Regions from separate parts of the Homo sapiens genome. Here regions 1 and 2 are each linked to region 3. A link is a loop called in an ENCODE intact Hi-C map of the cell type or tissue named here. Cell type or tissue: CD14-positive monocyte. All regions are shown on one strand.

Region 1 (2,500 bases), 70 kb after region 3:
ACCACACTTCTTAATTCAGGTGGTTCAGGTAGGCAGTGTCAATCCATATGGAGTGAACCTGTTTCCCATTTCTTCGGGAACCTGCCTTCCCCTTGCTAGAATTACATTTTAGAATTGCAATTAGAATTCCCCCAGCTAGAATTAACATTCTAGGCAGGCTCCCAAAGGAATGGGGATGCTGCTACCAGAAGGGGGAGGCACCCTGGACGGAGAAAGAAGAGAGAGGTCGGCTATCATCAAATCCTTCCGCTCATTCATTCAACAACAAATACGTATTGAACATCAACAGTGGGCCAAGCCTGTGCTTGACATAGAGTCACGAACTCTTAGACTACGGAATCTGCCCTTCAATTTCCCCCTTTCCACTACTGGATTCAGCTACCCCCTGCTTGCCTTCGATTGTTTCAGTTCTTCAAGTTTAAATTTCTGAAAGAGGCCGGATGTGGTGGCTCATGCCTGTAATCCCAGCACTTTGAGAGGCTGAGGCTAAGGCAGGCAGATCACTTGAGGCCAGGAGTTCAAGACCAGCCTGGGTAACATGTTGAAACTCCGTCTCTACAAAAAAAAATACAAAAATTAGCCAGGCGTGGTGGTGCATGCCTGTGGTTCCAGCTACTCGAGAGGCTAAGGTGGGAAGGTCAATTGGGCCCAGGAGGTTGAGGCTTCCGTGAGCCATGACCGTGCCACTGCACTCCAGCCTGGGTGAGACAGCGAGACTCTGTCTCAAAAGTAAATGAATTAATAAATAAATTTCTCAGAGAGGTCTGATTCTCTTGTGTTTTGAGTCTGACTACACGGTAGGTCATGAGCCCAGTCCAATTAGACAGAAAACAGCTGACCGTGGCTCCTCTAAGCAGAGCACCGCAGGCAGGGGAGTTCCCATACAAAGGGAAGTTGGGTGTGACGGACTCCATGTCAACATAACCACCTACAGTCAGAGGGGTCATTGCAGCAGATCAGCCACGTCATCATCCTTTACTGAAGCCATCACATCACTCCCACTAGCAACAGATTCATACCCAGAGTTATCTTTTTTTTGTTTGTTTGAGACGGAGTCTCCCTCTGTTGCCCAGGCTGGAGTATAGTGGTGTGATCTCGGCTCACTGCAAGCACCACCTCCCGGGTCCACGCCATTCTCCTACCTCAGCCTCCCGAGTAGCTGGGACTACAGGTGCCTGCCTCCACGCCTGGCTAATTTTTTTTGTATTTTTAGTAGAGACAGGGTTTCAGTATGTTAGCCAGGATGGTCTCAATCTCCTGACCTTGAGATCCGCCCACCTTGACCTCCCAAAGTGCTGGGATTACAGGCGTGAGCCACCGCGCCTGGCCCATACCCAGAGTTATCTTGATGGTGCTGACTATAATCCTATACTCAGGACATTGGTTCAGTCACAAAGGTTGGGGAAAAATGATTATAAATTCTCCTAATGCAGACAGTGATGATGGTTGGGATGCAAATTATCACTGAGCAATTTTTTTTTTTACCACTGCATTTGCATTAAACCATTTGAATACTACTGAATGATTTATATGTTGAAAGGGACTCTATTCCCCATTGCAGGAGATGAGAGGCACAATTAGCTCATGATTAGTCATCTCTGAAGAAGAGGCATAACGGGTCCGAGTGGGAAAGTAGAAATTCATAGTTTCACCAGGCACGGTGGTGCATGCCTGGAGTCCCAGCTACTCGGGAGGCTGAGAAGAGAGGATCTCCTGAGATGGGAGTTCAAAGCCAACTTGGGCAATATAGCGAGACCCTGTCTCAAGAAAGAGAATGGAAGGAAGAAAGGAAGGAAGAAAGGGAGGGAAGGAGGCAAGTTATCTTAGGATTGCACATTGGGTCTGCCTTTCTAAAGAACAATTTGGCAATAGCTATTAAATACTAAATATACAAAATCTTTTTGATCCAGTAATTCTAGGAATTTGTGGTAAGAACATAATCAGAGTTGTATTGGAAAATATTTCTCCAAGGTGGTTCACTGCAGCATTAATATAATACTAAGCCAGGCGTGGTGGCTCACGCCTGTAATCCCAGCACTTTGGGAGGCCAAGAAGGGTGGATCACGAGATCAGGAGTTCGAGACCAGCCTGACCAAAATGGTGAAACCCCGTCTCTACTAAAAATACAAAAATTAGCCGGGCATGGTGGCGTGCGCCTGTAATCCCAGCTACTCAGGAGACTGAGGCAGGAGAGTCACTTGAACCCAGGAGGCAGAGGTTACAGTGAGCCGAGATCACATCACTGTACTCCAGCCTGAGCAACAGAGCGAGACTCCATCTAAAAAAAAATACATATATATGTGTATATATATATTGTATATGTGTGTGTGTATATATATAGTATATATGTGTATATATGTATGTATATATATTACTAAAAAAATTTGGCCAGGCTCAGTGGCTCACACCTGAGCCCATCACTTTGGGAGGCTGAAACAGGTGGATCACTTGAGGTCAAGAGTTGGAAACCAGCCTGGCCAACATGGTGAAACCCTGTCTC
Region 2 (2,500 bases), 130 kb after region 3:
TACTGTATGTATAGCTATGTGCCCAGGAGAGTACGAATTTGTTTAAATATTGAGCAAAGATTTGTAAACAGATGTAAGGCAATTACGTTTCAAGCGTAGAATATAATTGGAAAATTGGCTGAACGGTTTATTTAATTTAGCCTTAAAAACACCCAACTTGTTTTAAGTTGTGTACCCTGTTTTTTTTGGGGGGGAGGTGAGTCCCTTTTGGAGAGCATGCATTTTGGAAATTATTTTCTGTAACCCCCGCTGTAGATAGAAGCATTATTTCCCTCTTAATCCTTGTTTACACTGGATAAATAATTTAGTGTTCAAATTGTAATTAGTTACATTTAATTATGGGTGGCATAGATGCCTTTTTGCTATGAGACTAATGGAGAAATGCAAATTCTCGCCAACTTTTCAAATGAAAGTGTTACTTTATTAAATGTGTTACAATGCAGACCAAAAAATCAACACGTGATTTTTACCTACAAAGACATAGTATCATTGCTCCCACTCTAGTAAAATCAGGTAAATTTTTTTAAATGAAATATTTTAATCCAGATATTTAATCTTAAAATTCATTTATAAGTTGGAATTCTTTCTCTTAGTATTGTGATAATTTTCCCTTGATTTTTTGGTATGTGGGAGTAAAACCCCCTTTTGCCTCAACTTTTTCCCTCCTCAGTCTTATCATTTAGTATCAGTCAGGTTCAGGGACTTCCATAGATTAGCAAACATATTGATCAAGGGGTATTTAAAATGGTTTTTGTGTGGTTACTGGTGACCACATTGACACTTACAGGTAATTAAAATAACCAAGTAGAGCGATCTCCCAAATTATCATATATTATGCTGACTGGTAATGGCTGTGTATATACGGATTCTGTAGACAAATGAAAGTATATGTATAGCCAGTCTTTAGGGTATATCATTTCTTTTATCTTTTTTTTTTTTTTTTAAAGCTTAAGTAAGGATGATAACGTTACAGAGATAAAATGCTTGAGATTCTTTTGGAGAAGCAATTTTGTAGGAGAGGATTCTGTACTTTGATTTTGAATGACTAAAGGTTTGTGTTTGAGATATTTCTCCCCTAAACCTCTTTAAACCAAGGGATTGATTTTTGAATATGCTTTTTTAAAAAGAATTATTTTTTAAGTAGCAACTTTGAACTAGAGAACCATAGAAATGCTTAGTTGATTTTTTTTTTTAAAGGAACGTAGAATGTCTTCATTCTCTTGTACGTGGAGTGTGGATAAGGTGCTATTGAAGAAATGTAAATTAATTAAACTGCTGACTTGTACATTTTTCTGATTCCAAATTGAGATTTTTTTTTTTTGAAAATGCTATACAGCAGTAGCAACCTGGAATATTAAAAATATGTTGCCCAAAGTACATTGTATATCATAGTTATTTCTGAAGGAGATGTAATCACTTGTTCAAAATCATGTTTTTTTATAAGAACGCTTTATGGTTTAATAATAGCATGCATTTTTTTCTTTTGGCCTGCAGGGTTTTTTTTTTTTTTGTTTTGTTTTTTTTTGCAGAGAAAAGTATTTATAAAGAATTTACCTAGATACTCTCATTAGTTAGATTGAAATAAGAGATTAAGTTCTGTACCGTGGTAATACCCACCCAGTTTCCATTACCTTGAGGTGTTCATTATGGCTTACCAAAAGTTGATTGTGCAATCAATCAGACACTTTAAGATTTCTGCTAGTCTTTTACTTATTTTCTGATTTTTTACTGCACGGAATCAAATTTCTTAAATTAATTTTTCAGCATCCATTCCCTTTTCCTAACGTGTGAAAAATGCCATTGTGTATATATGATATGGGTCATTGTATAAGTTTCTTATTCTAACTGCTGTGAGATTTGTAGCTGCTGCATTAAGTGCATGCCTGCCTGTGCCTTTCTGACTCAAAACTATTTTCTTATGCTGTCCATCACATTTCTGGGTGACTTTTTATATATTCACTCAGTTAATCATTCAGTTAAAAGTGTGTTAAATCTGCCTTTTTGAAAAGTGTAACAGTGCACCCTATGGTATGTGAACTCATTCTTGTGAGAAGACATAATTTCTGGATGTTAAGTAGACATTTATTTTTCTCTATTGAGTTAATATGGAGAAAGTGATTTTGTGCCCTTTAACTAGATTTAAATATGTGCTCTTTGATATGAGGGAGTGATCTCTAGTTCTTAGATATGTATGCTCCACTTTCATGTTTTATTTGCTTAGAATCTTCCTGACTATGGATAATTGGGTGATAATCTCAAATTCTTGCTGAATTGAGACACTAGTACACCCATTAGTACATAATTCCTATTGAAGACCATTAGTTCTATATTTGAAGCTTTTAAGGTAATCTATTGTTGACCTACTTTCTTTTTGTCTTAAGGGATTTTTTTGCAGAATGGGAAGGTAGTTGTAAATGTAGAAAGTCTGAATTTTTTTTTTTTTTGCGCTAGAACAAAATAGGGTGGACTATAAAATGGAAATTAGGAAAAGGGAATGATT
Region 3 (2,500 bases):
CAGAAGTTCAAGACCAGCCTAGGTAAACTTGTGAGACCCCATCTCTACAAAAATTTTAAAAATTAGCCAAGTGTGAGACTACATACCTGTAGTCTCAGCTACATGAGAGGCTGAGGTAGGGAGACTGCTTGAGCCCAGGAGCTTGAGGCTGCAGTGAGCCATGATGGCGCCATTGCATGTCAGCCTGGGCGACAGAGTGAGACACCATTTCAAAAAAAAAGAAGAAAGAAAGAAAAAGAAAAGAATGTACACAAAGACTTAACCACAAGGCTCTTCCTCTTGACCTCTTTCACAGTAAAAAACAGAAAATCCCTAACCATACAACAAAGTAATAAAGGCTGTGATTGATATTCCCATTTCACTGATGGGAAGATGGTGCAAGAGATGTTAAGCAGCCTAGGAGTGGAACTCAGGTGGTCTGGCATCAGAGTCTGAAGCTCGGCACTATATGCTTTTGGCTTCTAGAAAAGCCTGAAAGGCTGAAAGTAACAGTGGTGCTCTCTCGGTAGTTGGACTATGGGTAGTTTGTATTTTATTGTGTTTAGAGACAGGGTCTTGCTCTATTGCCCAGGCTGGAGTGTGGTGGCATAATCATAGCTCACTGCAGCCTTGACCTACCAGGTTCAAGTGATCCTCCAGGCTCAGCCTCTCAAGTAGCTAGGACCATAGGTGTGCACCACCATGCCCAGCTAATTTTTTTGTGTTTTGTAGAGCTGAGGTCTCCCTATATTGCCCAATCTGGTCTCAAACATCTGGGCTCAAGCAATCCTCCCGCTTCGGCCTCCCAAAATCCTGGGATCACAGGTGTGAACCATCACGCCCAGCTGGTAGTTTTTATTTGTTTCCTTTTGGCCTATGCATACTCTGAATTTTCTACTGAGATCATCCATTGTTAGTATACTTTGCCTAAAAAGAAAAAGAAATACTATGTATTTAAATCAGTCAGTCAACCAACAACCAACCAATCCATCAGCTGCGCTATTTTTGCATGTCTTCTGTTGTAAATGAGCCACCTCCAGTCACAGCCAAAGTCACTGTTCCCAGTCATTGCAGCCAGAGGGGCCTTGCCCTGTGGTGTCAGCCAGGGCGTGCATCTCAGTCTGCCTCTGCTGACAGCTCCATGTAGGGCTTGTGAAATCAAGGCAGATTGCATAAGAGCGTCCCCTGGGGCCCTGGAGCTGTTTGTCACCCCTGAGTTATTTTTATTGGTTGTAAACTGAGCTCTCCTTTTTGGAAGCTTCCTGGGACTGTAGAGTATCCCAGCCTCTGCAGAGAGAGGACAATGTTGGCCAGGGCTGAGAGGGCCTTGGCCTGGAACTTTGCAGGGGCCTTTTTGCCCAGGGTCAGAAAAGGAGGGCCTGTCGCAGTGCCTCACGCCTGTAAACCCAACACTCTGGGAGGCTGAGTGGATCACCTGAGGTCGGGAGTTCAAGACCAACCTGGCCAACATGGTGAAACCTTGTCTCTACTGAAAATACAAAAATTAGCTAGGGGTGGTGGCGGGCACCTGTAATCCCAGCTACTCAGGAGGTTGAGGCAGGAGAAACGCTTGAACCTGGAAGGCAGAGGTTGCAGTGAGCTGAGATCGCACCACTGCACTCCAGCCTGGGCGACAGAGCAAGACCCTGTCTCAAAATACAAAAATAAAAATTAAAAAAAAAAAAGAAAGAAAAAAGAAAAGGGAGTCAAAAAGAGTTCAACCCCTGGCCTTGCATCCTGGGTGTTTACCCCACTTGCCTGGTGGAGAACATGATGATGCTGATGATGATGATACAAATAACACAGCCAATCTCACTTTGCACATTCATGTGGACTGTAAGAATGACCGTGCAAACTGAAAGTGTACAAAAAGATCTCAATCACCAACAGGATAAAATAAGATTATTCTGTGACCTTTAACAATCTTCTGTCAAAACACTAAAACTCTCTTACTGTTGGCTATAAATGTTTAAGGAAATGAAAAACTAGGTAAAACTAACATCTCTTTCTTATACTTCAATTTAGAACATTAGAAACATTGAAAATATAACTGTAGGCTGGGAGCAGTGGCTCACGCCTGTAATCCCAACACTTTGGGAGGCCAAGGAGGGAGGATCACTTGAGCTCAGGAGTTTGAGACCAGCCTGGGCAGCATAGTGAAACCCTGTCTCTATAAAAACTAGCCAGGCATGGTGGTGCATGCCTGTAGTCCCAGCTACCAAGGAGGCTGAAGTGGGAGGACCACTTGAGCCCAGGAGGTTGAGGCTGCAGTCAGCTGTGATTGTGCCACTATACTCCAGCATAGGCGACAGGAGTGAGACCCTAAGAAAAAATATGTGTGTGTGTGTGTGTTGTATTTCTTTGTGTAAAAACTATCAAGAATAGCCTGAACCATGCTTGCCAGCTTCTTGTTTAACTAATGATACAGAGGGAGCATCTTGTTCTATGCCTTGGCGAATTGTCATATTTCTTTCTAAGATTGGATCAGTTTCCAAAATTGTATCCTTTGAACTTTCAGTGT

Evidence for each region. Peaks named below come from ENCODE experiments on the same cell type or tissue, not always from the same donor. Only the 100,000 strongest peaks of a DNase experiment are listed, where the experiment ranks them.
Region 1: it touches region 3 in a loop (2.1-fold over the local background); 4 of 110 quality-filtered maps call a loop at or near these places.
Region 2: a loop joins it to region 3, with 2.2 times the contacts of the local background. A loop is called at or near these places in 11 of 110 quality-filtered maps.

The regions. Positions count from the first base shown.
Region 1 is chr12:116,335,281-116,337,780 of GRCh38, reverse strand. No RefSeq gene overlaps it. Among named protein-coding and RNA genes, the nearest start is that of MED13L, 59 kb to the right of the region's middle. RefSeq lists an enhancer at 560-609. In CD14-positive monocyte, a CTCF peak has its summit at 1,045; DNase peaks (open chromatin) are centred at 900 and 1,570; H3K27ac peaks cover 1,645 bases.
Region 2 is chr12:116,273,435-116,275,934 of GRCh38, reverse strand. The region is part of intron 1 of MED13L (mediator complex subunit 13L); the gene reads left to right. Among named protein-coding and RNA genes, the nearest start is that of MED13L, 3.0 kb to the left of the region's middle. In CD14-positive monocyte, CTCF peaks have their summits at 1,279 and 1,533; no DNase peak of the experiment used is centred here; H3K4me3 peaks cover 2,500 bases; H3K27ac peaks cover 1,104 bases.
Region 3 is chr12:116,405,385-116,407,884 of GRCh38, reverse strand. No RefSeq gene overlaps it. Among named protein-coding and RNA genes, the nearest start is that of MIR4472-2, 22 kb to the left of the region's middle. In CD14-positive monocyte, no CTCF peak of the experiment used is centred here; DNase peaks (open chromatin) are centred at 1,114 and 1,764; H3K27ac peaks cover 2,500 bases.